2 separate regions of the Mus musculus genome follow, and region 2 is linked to region 1. A link is a loop called in an ENCODE intact Hi-C map of the cell type or tissue named here. Cell type or tissue: heart. All regions are shown on one strand. Each heading gives the region's core, and the rest is flanking DNA. Links, peaks and the distances in the headings are about the cores only.

Region 1 (6,308 bases), core at 619-5,618:
ACCTTGATTTTAAGGGTCAGGAAGGTTCTCCCAGGTGGAGGCATCTATGTGTCACCAGACTTGGAGGAACGTTTTATAACATTTTATGAACTGACAAAAGCCCATGGGCTCTTCTAGGCTGGGTGAGTGTTACATAAGTCCTATATCCACACAAACAAAAAGATAAATGAAGTATTGGTCAAGTGGTCAAACCTGTAGATTGATAATTTAACATATATTTATGCATGCATAATCACACAGAGAAATAGAAGAGTGGTAGAGAATGTGTGAGTGAGATTTGGAGTGTTGCTGTGACATCCCACATCTTGTTGCATAGCAATGCCTTGACATGTAAATAAGAAAACAGGTTGTATCCCAATCTGCTCTGAATTCCTCCTGCGTGCATTCTGTCAGAGTTCCTGACAGAATGTGAGCTCCAGATGAGCAGACCTTCTGTCTACTTCATTTACAGATGTGTCCCGAGTACCTAGAACAGTGCTCAGCACTGTTCTATGGATGACAGTCTGCACTCTCAGAGGAGATCCCTGGTGCTCACTTGGTTTGTGCCGGACTGCTGCTGTCCTGTGCTGTATGTGTTGGACTGTTGTTCTTACGTGTCAGAGTCTGTTGGAGTGGGTTGTGTTCTTAAGATCCGTCTTTATCACTGTTTGTCTAGGGTTTACAGGTCTCTGACATCTGCTCTGAACAAAACCTCTGCCTGCCTTACTCAGCCACACAGGAATGCCATTGTTACATTTTCTTCTGCTCCAGTCCGTTCCTGGTGCTAGGAATGCCTTTCTGTAATAGATTCCCTGGCATCATATGGTAACGAAAGGGTGCTTTAAAGAATGCTAATTTAAACCGCTCTTTAACTTGCATGTTTTCAGTGTGGGCAGTGAGGGAGGAGGTTTGAAGCAAGACAGCTGTGAGGTTTGCCTAGCAGCTGAATGCTGCATGGATTAGCTGGCTCCTTCTTTTCTGGTAGTGGGTAACCCCTTAAAGGAACATGCCCTGGCTGGGGAAAGGCACACCTGTGTGTAGCCAAAGGGAAGAGTTTTAAAGATGGGGCACAGTTTTCTGCACCACCAGCTTTGCACTCAAAAAGTGATACTGCTAAGAAGTTTAGAAAAATGGGGGTGAGATGGGGGTGGGTGGGAGGGGGCATTGCATCCATTCAGCTTTTCTGTGGACCAAGCCACGAATCTGGGTATTTCTCCATGAGCAATTACCATCTGAGGTTTAGAAACCACAAAGCTGCTGGGTAGAAAAAGAAGCTCAAACGCAGATAAGTGACCCATGATGGCTTGTGGGAACCTGACATCTCTCTTTAAGAATGGTTCCTGAGATGCCTGGCCTTCCCGTGTTCTGTGACTTTGTGCTTAGAGGTGTAAAAGGGTTCATTTCAGCGAGCCTGTGCTCTGTTGGCAGTTCAGCTGGCCTCGATGCTCGCCAAAGTCCGGATCCATTTGAATTTTCCTTTCTGTTCTCTTTTGGGTTACCGTTCTGTTGGAAGTATCGCATGACTCTAAATGACACTGTATTTCCAGAAACTAGACTTGAAGTAGCTGACAATTTTTTTAAGATTTATTTATTTATTTTATGTAAATGAGTATACTGTAGCCTACATGTGGTTACTGGGAATTGAACTCAGGGCCTCTGCTTGCTCCAGTCCCACTCTGTCCAGCCCAAAGATTTATTTATTATTATTATATGTAAGTACACTGTAGCTGTCTTCAGACACACCAGAAGAGGGTGTCAGATCTCATTACAGATGGTTGTGAGCCACCATGTGGTTGCTGGGATTTGAACTCAGGACCTCTGGAAGAGCAGTCAGTGCTCTTAACGGCTGAGCCATCTCTCCAGCCCAGCTGATCAATTTTTTTTAAACTGCACGTATTGGATGTGTTGTTATTGCTACTGAGAAGAACAGTGACTATTATTGATGAATCTGTGGCATATTAAGGGACACAGTTGACCAGAGTAAATATGTCCAGTCGGAAGGTCTGGGAGCAGTTGGCAGACAATGGCAGATGTCTGCTCACTAGCGGGTCCAGTTGAGCTTGTGTAAACTCCGAACTCCCTGGAACTTTACACTATATCTTTGCCAATGATTTAAACATGCTTTTCTAGGGCCGTATTTTTCTATATGATCCATATAATCCTAGCGTGAATGCCATTCTTTTCTCAGACTCCTTTTATTACTCATTCATACAAGCACACATTTTATGTAGTTTACACAGTTCCACTGATGCTAGAAATATATTTCCTCAATTCCCTTTTCTTTCTTTATAATTCTGAAAATAGTGACTATGTCATTTGCGATTTTGTTTTGTAATCTTAATATTAAGCAGTTACTTTGCTTCTAAATCCTGCTGCTGTGACGAATTCTGTGAGCCATGTGACATCTTCATGTCAACAGCTCCTTCCCTGAGCCATGTGACATCTTCATATCAACAGCTCTTCCCTTGGCTCTGTACTTGATGGTTTTTGGGTGCAGGGCAGGCAAAACCCTCAAATGTGAGATTGTGGTTACAGAGGGTGCAAACATTGTTCAGGCCCCTAAAAGCTGTCCCGGAACTCAGTGCTTGCTTTTTTCATCTCTGAGATGTGTTTTTAGTAATATGTAATGTGTATTCAGTACAAGTTGGTCCCTGCTGTTGTTGTCACCATCACTGATGCTGTAGTTGTTGTTTTTAGCACACCTTTGTCTCCTTGGAGGAGATGGATATAGCAATACAACCTTGGTCATCAGACTGATCTGTATGCTTTTTGTTTTCTCTCCACATTTGCAAAATGTTTTCAGCTCTTTGTTTTTATTCCTTCTGAGTGCCGACAGCCCTCTTCTTACGACAGTGATCTCACTTTTCTCGGTTTTCTTCTCTTTTTTAATCAAGGACATTAGAGTATGTGAGGAAGGAAATACCATTGTCTCAGACTCTTGTCGTCTATTCAGGACGATGTAAAACTCTGACCTCTAGTGGCTGTGCGCTGTAGTTGCAAGCCAGGTCCCTCAAGTCTGAACCCAGGAAACAGCAGCCAGCTTCAGATCCGAAGGGATGAGCACCCAACGGTTTGAAAACTCTTTTGACACATCAGATGATTCCCCTTATGTCTGTCAAGACAGCCTTCTTCTTCTTTACCAAGGAGTTAGTTTATGTCTCCGCTTCCAAAAATACACCAATTTAAATAAATGATCTAAAGACAATACTCTCAAAATATGCTTTCCTCCAAAGCACCCTGCCCAGGACTACCACTGCCTAATGATGTAATCCAGAGACTTCAGAAAACAATAGACCACTAAATCTTAGGAGACCTTAGTGGGTCTAAACATCTTTAAATGAAATATTCCTTGGTTTCAAAAATGATAACATACAAAATGTAGTTAGTTATGTTCTAAAAACTAAAATCCTGAGAAGTGGTTCTGGGGTACACTGCTTTATCAATATGACGTGGGGAATCAATCCTATTGTGAGTTCACACGAAGCTCATGGAACACACGTGAGATATTTGTATGTTTTTAATGGTTGTGTAAAATGAGGTGCGATGAAGTTCGTTGGCTTATTTCTGTTAAATTTCCTTTGTTTTCTGGCTTTGATAAAATGAATGAGTGGATGGATAGGGCAAAGCGAAAGCTTCGTACCCAGGAGTGTGCCCAGGAGTGTGCAGCAGGGACACGGCCGGAGAAGCTGCTGAAGAGAGGCTGATGGAGCTCACCCAACTGTGTGCCTCCTTGCCTGCCGTGATGTAGGCTGGGGCGGTTACGGTTGGGGCGGTCTCAGCAACAGCTCAGCGTTTCCTGCTGTTCCCACACAGATCTCACCTCACTAAGTGGGCACCGGTGTTTCTTATTGCCTCCAGTTGGGAAACTTGTCCTTTGAGACTCAGTTCATTAACCCTCCTCTACTTGTGTACAGTTGGACCTGACTTCAAACAGGTAGAATTAATGCCTTCTGGCAAGAGAACCTCTACATTTTACTATGATTAGCTTCAAAATCAATCGCCTAAAGTCTGATTAATTTCTTTGAAAGCTTGCTAAATGGACTCTGTGCTTATAATATGTGAATTCAATTCTATATTGTGAGAGATCATTGCTGCGTGTATATAGTTATTGCACAGCTATTCCACAATAGCTGAAGAAAATTAATACTTCATTTTAAAATATTTTGACAATTACAGGTAGATTTTAATAAGCATGAGGCTCTTAGCATTGAGCAAACTTTGGAAAAATCAACAGTCAAAGTTTACTTTGTAATAACTGTGCTAAGCACAGTCTGACATCTTTTTTTTTTTTCCTTTTTTTGGTTAGATATTTTCTTTATTTACATGTCAAATGTTATCCCCTTTCCTGTTTTCCCCTGTGAAAGCCCCCCATCCCCTACCCCCTACCAACTCACCAACCCACCCACTCCTGCTTCCTGGCCCTGGCATTCCCCTACACTGGGGCATAGAGCCTTCACAGGACCAAGGGTCTCTCCTCCCATTGATGACCTACAAGGCCATCCTCTGCTGCATATGCAGCTAGAGCCACGAGTCCCACCATGTGTGATCTTTGGTTGGTGGTTTAGTCCCTGGGAGCTCTGGGGGTACTGGTTGGTTCTTGTTGTTGTTCCTCCTATGGGGTTGCAAACCCCTTGAGTCCTTTCTCTAGCTCCTCCATTGGGGATCCTATGCTCAGTCCAATAGTTGGCTGAGAGCACCCACCTCTGTATTTGTCAGGCACTGGTAGAGCCCCTCAGGAGACAGCTCTATCAGGCTCCTGTCAGCAAGCACTTGTTGGCATCCATAATAGTCTCTGGTTTGGTGACTGTATATGGGATGGATCACAGGTGGGGCAGTCTCTGGATGGCCTTTTCTTCAGTCTCTGCTCCACACTTAGTCTCTGTAACTCCTTCCATGGGTATTTTGTTTCCCCTTAAATGGAGGACCGAAGTATCTACACTTTGGTATTCCTTCTACTTGAGATTCATGTGGTCTGTGAATAGTATCTTGGGTATTCCAAGCTTCTGGGCTAATATCCACTTATCAGTGAGGGCATATCATGTGTGTTCTTTTGTGATTGGGTTACCTCACTCAGGATGATATTTTCTAGTTCCATCAATTTGCCTATGAATTTCATAAATTCATTGTTCTTAATAGCTGAGTAGTACTCTATTGTGTAAATGTACCACATTTTCTGTATCCATTCCTCTTTTGAAGAACATCTGGGTTCTTTCCAGCTTCTGGCTATTATAAATAAGGATGGGTCCTCATGTAGTACTATGTCCAATTTTCTGAAGAACCACCAAACTGATTTCCAGAGTGGTTTTACCAGCTTGCAATCCCACCAACAATGGAGGAGAGTTCCTCTTCCTCCACATCTTTGCCAGCATCTGCTGTCACCTGAGTTTTCAATCTTAGCCATTCTGACTGGTGGGAGGTAGAATCTCAGGGTTGTTTTGATTTGCATTTCCCTGATGACTAAGGATGTTGGACTTTTTTTAGGTGCTTCTCGGCCATTTGAGATTCCTCAGTTGAGAATTCTTTGTTTAGCTCTGTATCCTATTTTTTTTTAAATAGGGTTATTTGGTTCTCTGGAGTCAAACTTTCTGAGTTCTTTATATATAGTGGATATTAGTCCTCTACCAGATGTAGAGTTGGTAAAGATCTTTTCCCAATCTGTTGGTTGCCATTTTGTCTTATTGACAGTGACATTCTGACATCTTTTACAGGAACATTTTTACAATATCTCATTTTACAGACTAAAAAAAAAAATGCATAGCAATGTGGACCAACAGCACAGTAAGTGGCCGAGTGAGTACTGAAACCCATACAACCTGATTCAAAGATTATGTCTTATACCTGGTGTGAATTAGGAATATGGATTGACCATATGCCATGGGCCATTCCTCAAACCATTCACACAGCAAGGCTGGGGAGAAGGGAGGCTCACTGGGGTGGGGGATGCTTGCTGTAGACACAAAGAGCTTAGTTTACATCTTCAGAGCTCTGTACTGCCAGGTGTGGGCATCTAATCCCAGAACTTCTGCAGCAAAAGGGGAGGAAGAGACAAAGAAGCCCCTGGATGCCCAAGGTAGCCAGCTTACACAGCAGCTAACAAGGTGGGAGGCAAGGCCAGTGCCTGAGGTCTTTGACCTACACACACACACACACACACACACACACACACACACACACACACACACCATGGCAAGCACAGGGTCCTGACAGATATTCATGGCCCTCTAGCACTCAACTTCCAAGAAAACCAGCTCATTCAACTCGATTCTCCAGATTCACTTGGCTCCAATCCCCTTTTGAACAATACTTATTTTGACCATTGCAAGAAAATA
Region 2 (6,308 bases), core at 401-5,400, 280 kb before region 1:
ATTTGGATGACGCAGCAGAACATTGGAAGGAGTGTTCAGGTATTATCAAAGAGTTCTTATGTTATATCGCCTTCAAAGGGCGGGTGGTCCCTGGTGCTCAGTAAATCTAGATTTCTCCTCTTATACTTTAAGACACTTAGAAAACAAAAGGAAGGCTGGTGCTGAGAAAATAGCAACCAAAAGTCAATTGCTCCTCCCCTTTGGGTATTTTGTACTTTTCTTTCATTAATCTGTAAATGAGGACAGTAACTTCATTTATGGGCAGTGGTCTGTGTATCTATGGCGTATACACCTAATCCTAAATTTTAAGACTCAATCTTTTTGAGTCTGCTCAAGGGTGACCACATTTAGGGATTTTTGACAGTTGTCATGGGACATTATTAAGTTTAGGCTTAATATAAGTGTACCAAATAAGAGATGCTGACATGCTATAAGAAGTATAGGGGAACACCTGCTGTCAGTCCCACATGCTTTTGCCTTGCCAAACAGCAATATACATCGCATCTCACAGGCACCAACTGGTTCTTGACTTGGGCATCACAATTTATACAGACAGAACAACATCTGTAACACATCAGGAGTCTTGAATGAGTGAAGTGACTGTGTTTTCACAGCCAAAAGGCTGCTGGATGTCATCCTGTCTCACGGCTGGGCTATAGGTGTTCACCCGCTGCTGTGATTTCAAAGTGATGGGCCTGCCATTTACTTCTGTCACTTCTGCTCACCCTTAATTGTAAGTGGTTACAGATTTTCTCTCCCGTCTCTAATAGTCCGGAATAACTGGCTGAATTATTAGTAGGTCTACAAATATCATCTTTCCATTTCCCACATGTAGACCAGAATGCCAAGTACAAAGCTTTTTACGATCTGCCTCCCTCTCAGGATAGTGAGGGGAGGCACAAGTCTTTCAATTCCTTGATTGCTTTATGATTTATGGTTCCTGGTTTCCCAATGGGAATGGAATATTTAGTAATAGTTATCTTAAAAATGAGAGACAGAGGTCTTTCCCATAAACAAAATGGCTTCATGGTCTATTAGAATCATCCAGGAGGGGAGTTCATGAGCCATTTGGGTGTCACAGGCACTGCACAGCTCACGTAGAGCTCAGTGGTCCTCATTGCCACAGGTACTGAGAAAGCTACAGTCATGGCTTCCTATCAGGGTGTGAGCCAGCTGCCAGTAAAACCTCTTTCCTTCCTTCCTTCCTCCCTCCCTCCCTCCCTCCCTCCCTCCCTCCCTCCCTCCCTCCCTCCCTCCCTCCCTCCCTCCCTCCCTCCTTCCTTCCTCCCTCCTTCCCTCCCTCCCTCCCTTTCTTCCTTCCTTCCTTTCCTTCCTTCCTTGCTTCCCTCCAGCAAAGACACTACCAAGAACTCATTTCTCTTGACACCTCTTGTCAGCTCACCACATCTAAGGGACATCTGTCAAAAACATGTGGATGCCATATTGTTACAGAGTGAAAAACACAAAACCAAATAAAAGAAACCTCTTTCGAATCCATGCTTTCCCAAGGACGGATCTGTAGCTCATTTTGGTATATTTCAGTCAAGCTTTGCCGGGCATCTGGCTCTAGAGCCAGAGCTCTAGAGAAGCAACTCACATTCAGACCAGAAGGACATGTCTATGGAGTCAGCATCTTTCCTTTTGTGGGTCTAGAGTTTGGTGGCATACAAAAGCTGACCCCTTAGTGCTTTCCCTAGTTAATACATCAGATTCTCAGAGCAAATGTCCACTTGCCATTAGTAATTTGGAAAATCCAACGGCGCCCAAACCGCACACATACTTAGGGCAGGTAATTTACATGGTATGGTTGCCAAGGTGTTTCATAGCCAATCTTTAAAAACAGATGAGTTGATGGCTGTGTGGGAATCAGAAACAACTACAAGAAGAAAAAAAAAATTAAACCAAGAACTTTTTTTTTTTCAAGTTCTCTGTGGTTTTGTTCTCTGGAGAAGACAAATTATCCACTCTCCTTGGACACATCCTCTGACTTTCATATGCTTTCGCCCCAGGTCTGCTGGGGTGAGGCCACTAAGGGTGGTGTAATCAGAGGTGGCTTATCTACAAACAGTTCCAGGGTTCTGCACATGAAAGACAAGAAGTGCCCTTTAAAGGACAGGACAGCACTGAGCAAATCGCCCAGACCTCCACCAGCAGGCAGATTTCCAACCCCAGCTGCCATCGTGGTGTGAGGAGGGCTCCACAGAGGTTGGTTCTTCACAGTAAGTGTCCTTGGCACTCAGGGTGCAGGATAGGAAGAGACCAACTTCACCAGGAGGCTTTGGAGCAAGCGCCCTGGGCCTTGATGCGCCTGAAAGCTTGTGTGGAGAAAAAGATCCTCCCACTCCCGGCTCCCCTTTCCTAAAAATCCGAGACAAAGCTCAATGGTCTTGTCCGGTGTCCACCCCCACTCCCCCCAGTGTTCGTCTCCCAGGAAAGCGCCCCACACTGGGCGTCCCGGGAGGTAAGTGCCAGGCCGGTCTGTTGCGTTTCCCTGGAGCTGCGAGACACCCCTGCTCCTCCCAGCAGATTGCCCCGGCAGCGACCCTATCCCTAGTTCCAGCCCTGGTTCCAAAAAGAAAGACTTGCACCGACCTTAGAGCTCCTCGGAAGCAGACAGCTCCAGGTCCGCGCACGGGCCAGCCGGAGCCTGAGCTGGAGAACGAGGGTGGCGCGCAGGGTGGCGGGTGACCAGGGCTGCAGCACAGTCTCAGCTCGGGGAAACTTCCCCGGACAGCCAGGCTTCTCTAGGGGGAGATCTTGCTCAGCCTGCAAGCTCCAGCGATGGTCCGGTGGATCAGAGAGAGGCTCCCCACCTCCTAGACACAGTTGCCAGACTAGAAGGGATGGGTGTGCGCGCGAGGCTCCCAAGGAAAAGCAAACTCCGGAGGAACACGCCTCCCGCGATCTTCCTTAGACTCCACAGGCTCCTAGACCTTCCTCTCTACTCTGGGACCTAACTGCAAGAGCGCTATCCCGCCTGCCCTCCAGGGAGCAGCCACCAAGCTGCAAAGCTGCTGCCCCCGCCAGGCCCTGAAGGGCAGGGATCTTTAACTATTTCCTTCCTGAGAAGTTGGTTAGTCTAGGATGGGTAGGATTGAAAGTAGAGAGCAACAGACCAGACTCAAGGTTGTGCCCTGTTTTAGGAAGAAACTCGAGGCACTTGAGCCCGTGAGTACGGGAGAGTTTGATCAGCAGGGGAAGCCAGGGAATTTGGGCTGTGTCTCCTGTCAACTTTGCTTAGCTTGTTAGCACTCCTCACCTTAGAGGAAGTTATGGAACCCAGGTGGACAGCATGTCTTTGGCTCAAATTTGACCTGCAAGACCACTAAGCCTTAGCCCAAGGCAAAAGGGAGCTGGGGAGTCTGTGGAAGGGTCTAGGGTGTGCTCAGAGAAATGATCATGTCTGACAATGAATGGGGAGACCCTTCAGAAGGCAGTGTCTTTATCACAGAGTGTGTCAAGTCACGATAAGATGGGGAGTGGGAGGAGAGATAAGGGCCAAACATCAGGGCTCCTGGGGAAGAAGGCTTGGCTGTACGGATGCCCTAGGACCTCATTGGTTCCCTACCGTATCTATAGTGGAATTGGACCTCAGTTTGTTCTAGGACCTCTAGGAGAAGGGAGAGACAGGACTTATATCTAGCCCCTGGGAAAGAATTTTAGCAACAGCTTCCTCATAGTGTGGTGGCTAGATTCCAAGAACAAATATCCCAAGAGAAAGGACATAGAAACTGCCACCTACTTAAGGCCCAGGTCCAGATAGTGACACAAAGGGGCTTCTGCTTAATTCTGTCAGTCACCAATTCCAGATTAAAGGGTGAGGGCACAGAGACCCTACTTGACAGGGGTCATTTTGTAAAACTGTCACAGCCATCAGCAGAACACCTCGGTGGAAAGGATTTTAATATTCTTCTGGGACTGTTGGAGCAGGCATTACCCTGTCCACTAATCTAGTGTTTATCTAGCGTTTCTCTAGGAAGGATCCACAAAAATTGTCTCAGTCAGCTCTGAAGGGGTACGCTTTTGTGGCGACAGCTTGGCAGGCTGACATTATTTTCCAGGAAGAAAAGTTATTGCCTTCTTCCAGAAGACTGTTCATAACTTGGTATGTGAAATGTTCTGGATCCCAGGCCCTCTCACCCCGTGACTAGGCACGTGGACAGTGCACCATCTGTGTAACTGAACATGTCTGTCAGGCTAGTCTTTGTAACAGCACCCCCAGGACCCCCTACCTTTTGCTGATCCCACTGTGGTATGGATTAAGCATTAAAAATTTCTCTTTCACATCCCTTAGGACAGTCACTATTTAAACACAAATGAAACTAGAAAATAAACTGGATTGTCAGGGGTGCTGAGAGGCAAACTCCTGACTACTGAGGCAACAGCAGTGGGAGCCCAATGGTGCTCCTCAAATAATTATGACTAAAATTACCAAGGGTCTAGCAATTCCAGTCCTGAATATGTGTATAAAATGGGCAACAAGGTTGGTGTTGTAGACAGAGTGAGGCTGAAGAACACAGAAACAGAATGGATGTTGGTCTGTGTTTTTTCTAAGGTTGGGCCCAAGAGACACATCAGCAGGAAGGTGCCTGCTTGTTTAGCATCAAGTTACTTCAGGTTAGTGTTTGTGTTAAATATTCAGAGAGAAAGAATTCCAGCTAACTGGCATATTTGGGAAATGTGCTTATTTGTACGTGAGTGTGTGTGTGTTTGAGTGTGTGTATGTGTGTGTGAGTGTGTGTATGTGTGTGAGTATGTGTGATGGTGAAAGATGACCTTGGGAAGTTGAGTGTGAGGCTTCAGTGCAAACGCCTTCACCCACTGAGTTATCTTCCAAACCCTTGATGTTTAACTGATTCCCCCAAAGGTCAGATGACAGCTTAGTTTCTTCTTAATGACATGGACTTCAGCTTGAGTGAGTCCATTTCGAATGTGTTTCTGTGCTGTTCTGTTGTTGTTTGCTTGTTTCAATTAACGCCGTGATCACATTTACAGAAAGGACCTAGAATAGTCAAAACCACAGAGAAGGTAAGCTGGTGACTCCTGGGGCTTGGAGAAGGGGGCTCACTGTTTCATGCGTTTCACTGTGTTTCACATGTGTTTCACTGTTTCATGCGTTTCACTGTGTTTCACTGTTTCATGCGTTTCACTGTGTTTCACATGTGTTTCACTGTTTCATGTGTTTCACATGTATTTCACTGTTTCATGTGTTTCACATGTGTTTCACTGTTTCATGCGTTTCACTGTGTTTCACATGTGTTTCACTGTTTCATGCGTTTCACTGTGTTTCACATATGTGTTTCACTGTTTCATGCGTTTGAGAGGTTTACTTTGGGTGATACTGAGGCTCTGTGATTCCGTGGTGGGAGCTGCACAACAATGGTGACATACTTAGTGCTCATGTACTGTGCACTGGAAAAGGTTAAAGCCACACATTTATACTATGCCTGGTTTGCCAGGAGGAAACAAATCTTCATGTTGAGATAAAAACCCACATTGCTGTGTGTTCTGTTTATCTATAAAGTAAATTAACTAAGAAAGACTTCATATCCAATAAACGTGCTTATGGAAGCCTTCAGACAGACCTGTAGCTAGGAAGCTTAGCCCTGCCTCATTGGAGGTGAGATCCTGTAGACTCTCTTTGTGGCTGTGAATTTAGCTTCTTTTCTCTGTTTTACTTTGAGGGCAATGACTGCAGTGAACTCCAATCAATCTCTTGGTGACGTTAGCGTCTGTTTCAGCTTTCCCTTCCCTGTAGCAAGACTCTCTCTGCCTCCGCCTCTGTGCTCTCTGTTGAGTTTCTGGTAGTACCTAAGGGGAGTCAGGATATTTCTTTCCAAGTTTTCTAAGCTTGACTTTCAAAAGTTGTTTGTTTTCCCTGAAAGGAACATTTAGGCTTGATGGTTTTCTAGACTTCAGGGAAACTTACTTTCCTTCTGCCTCCACCAGCTTGCTCAGTGAGCATTTCTGTCTTGGCACTTTTAGTGACTTTGTCTGGCAGAGAATAGTATTGATTTGATAAACAACCATAGATTAAGATGTACTCAAGACAGTACTTACGAACCAACCACTCCTGCTTCCTACGGCACATATTCACGTAAGTTTACTTCATAGTTCAGACCTGCGAATCCATCTCACAGTTGCTAAACTTCCAGGATCGTCAAACGTCAAACTCAGCCCACAGTAAAACACCAGTGTCTCAGCATTTTCTGACAATAAAGTATGCATTGTTCTTTTCTTTTCTTTTTTTTTTTTCCCAGAGGAAGGAGAACAGGAAGGTTTCAGGAACCACAAAGATAAAGGAAGGA

What was found. Hi-C counts contacts between places; a loop is a spot of excess contacts. Peaks named below come from ENCODE experiments on the same cell type or tissue, not always from the same donor. Only the 100,000 strongest peaks of a DNase experiment are listed, where the experiment ranks them.
Region 2: it touches region 1 in a loop (3-fold over the local background); 7 of 42 quality-filtered maps call a loop at or near these places.

What each region holds. Positions count from the first base shown.
Region 1 is chr8:78,001,387-78,007,694 of GRCm38, forward strand. No RefSeq gene overlaps it. Among named protein-coding and RNA genes, the nearest start is that of Gm29895, 41 kb to the right of the region's middle. In heart, for the core only: no CTCF peak of the experiment used is centred there; a DNase peak (open chromatin) is centred at 2,995; H3K27ac peaks cover 1,060 bases.
Region 2 is chr8:77,721,504-77,727,811 of GRCm38, forward strand. It overlaps Ednra (endothelin receptor type A), which reads right to left and starts at 2,949. Exons shown (of 8, transcript NM_010332.2): 1 at 2,593-2,949. LOC108167319 (a long non-coding RNA gene) reads left to right here and starts at 2,082. Exons shown (of 4, transcript XR_003947564.1): 1 at 2,082-2,219; 2 at 4,996-5,028. In heart, for the core only: a CTCF peak has its summit at 3,015; DNase peaks (open chromatin) are centred at 2,158 and 2,828; H3K4me3 peaks cover 3,428 bases; H3K27ac peaks cover 4,171 bases.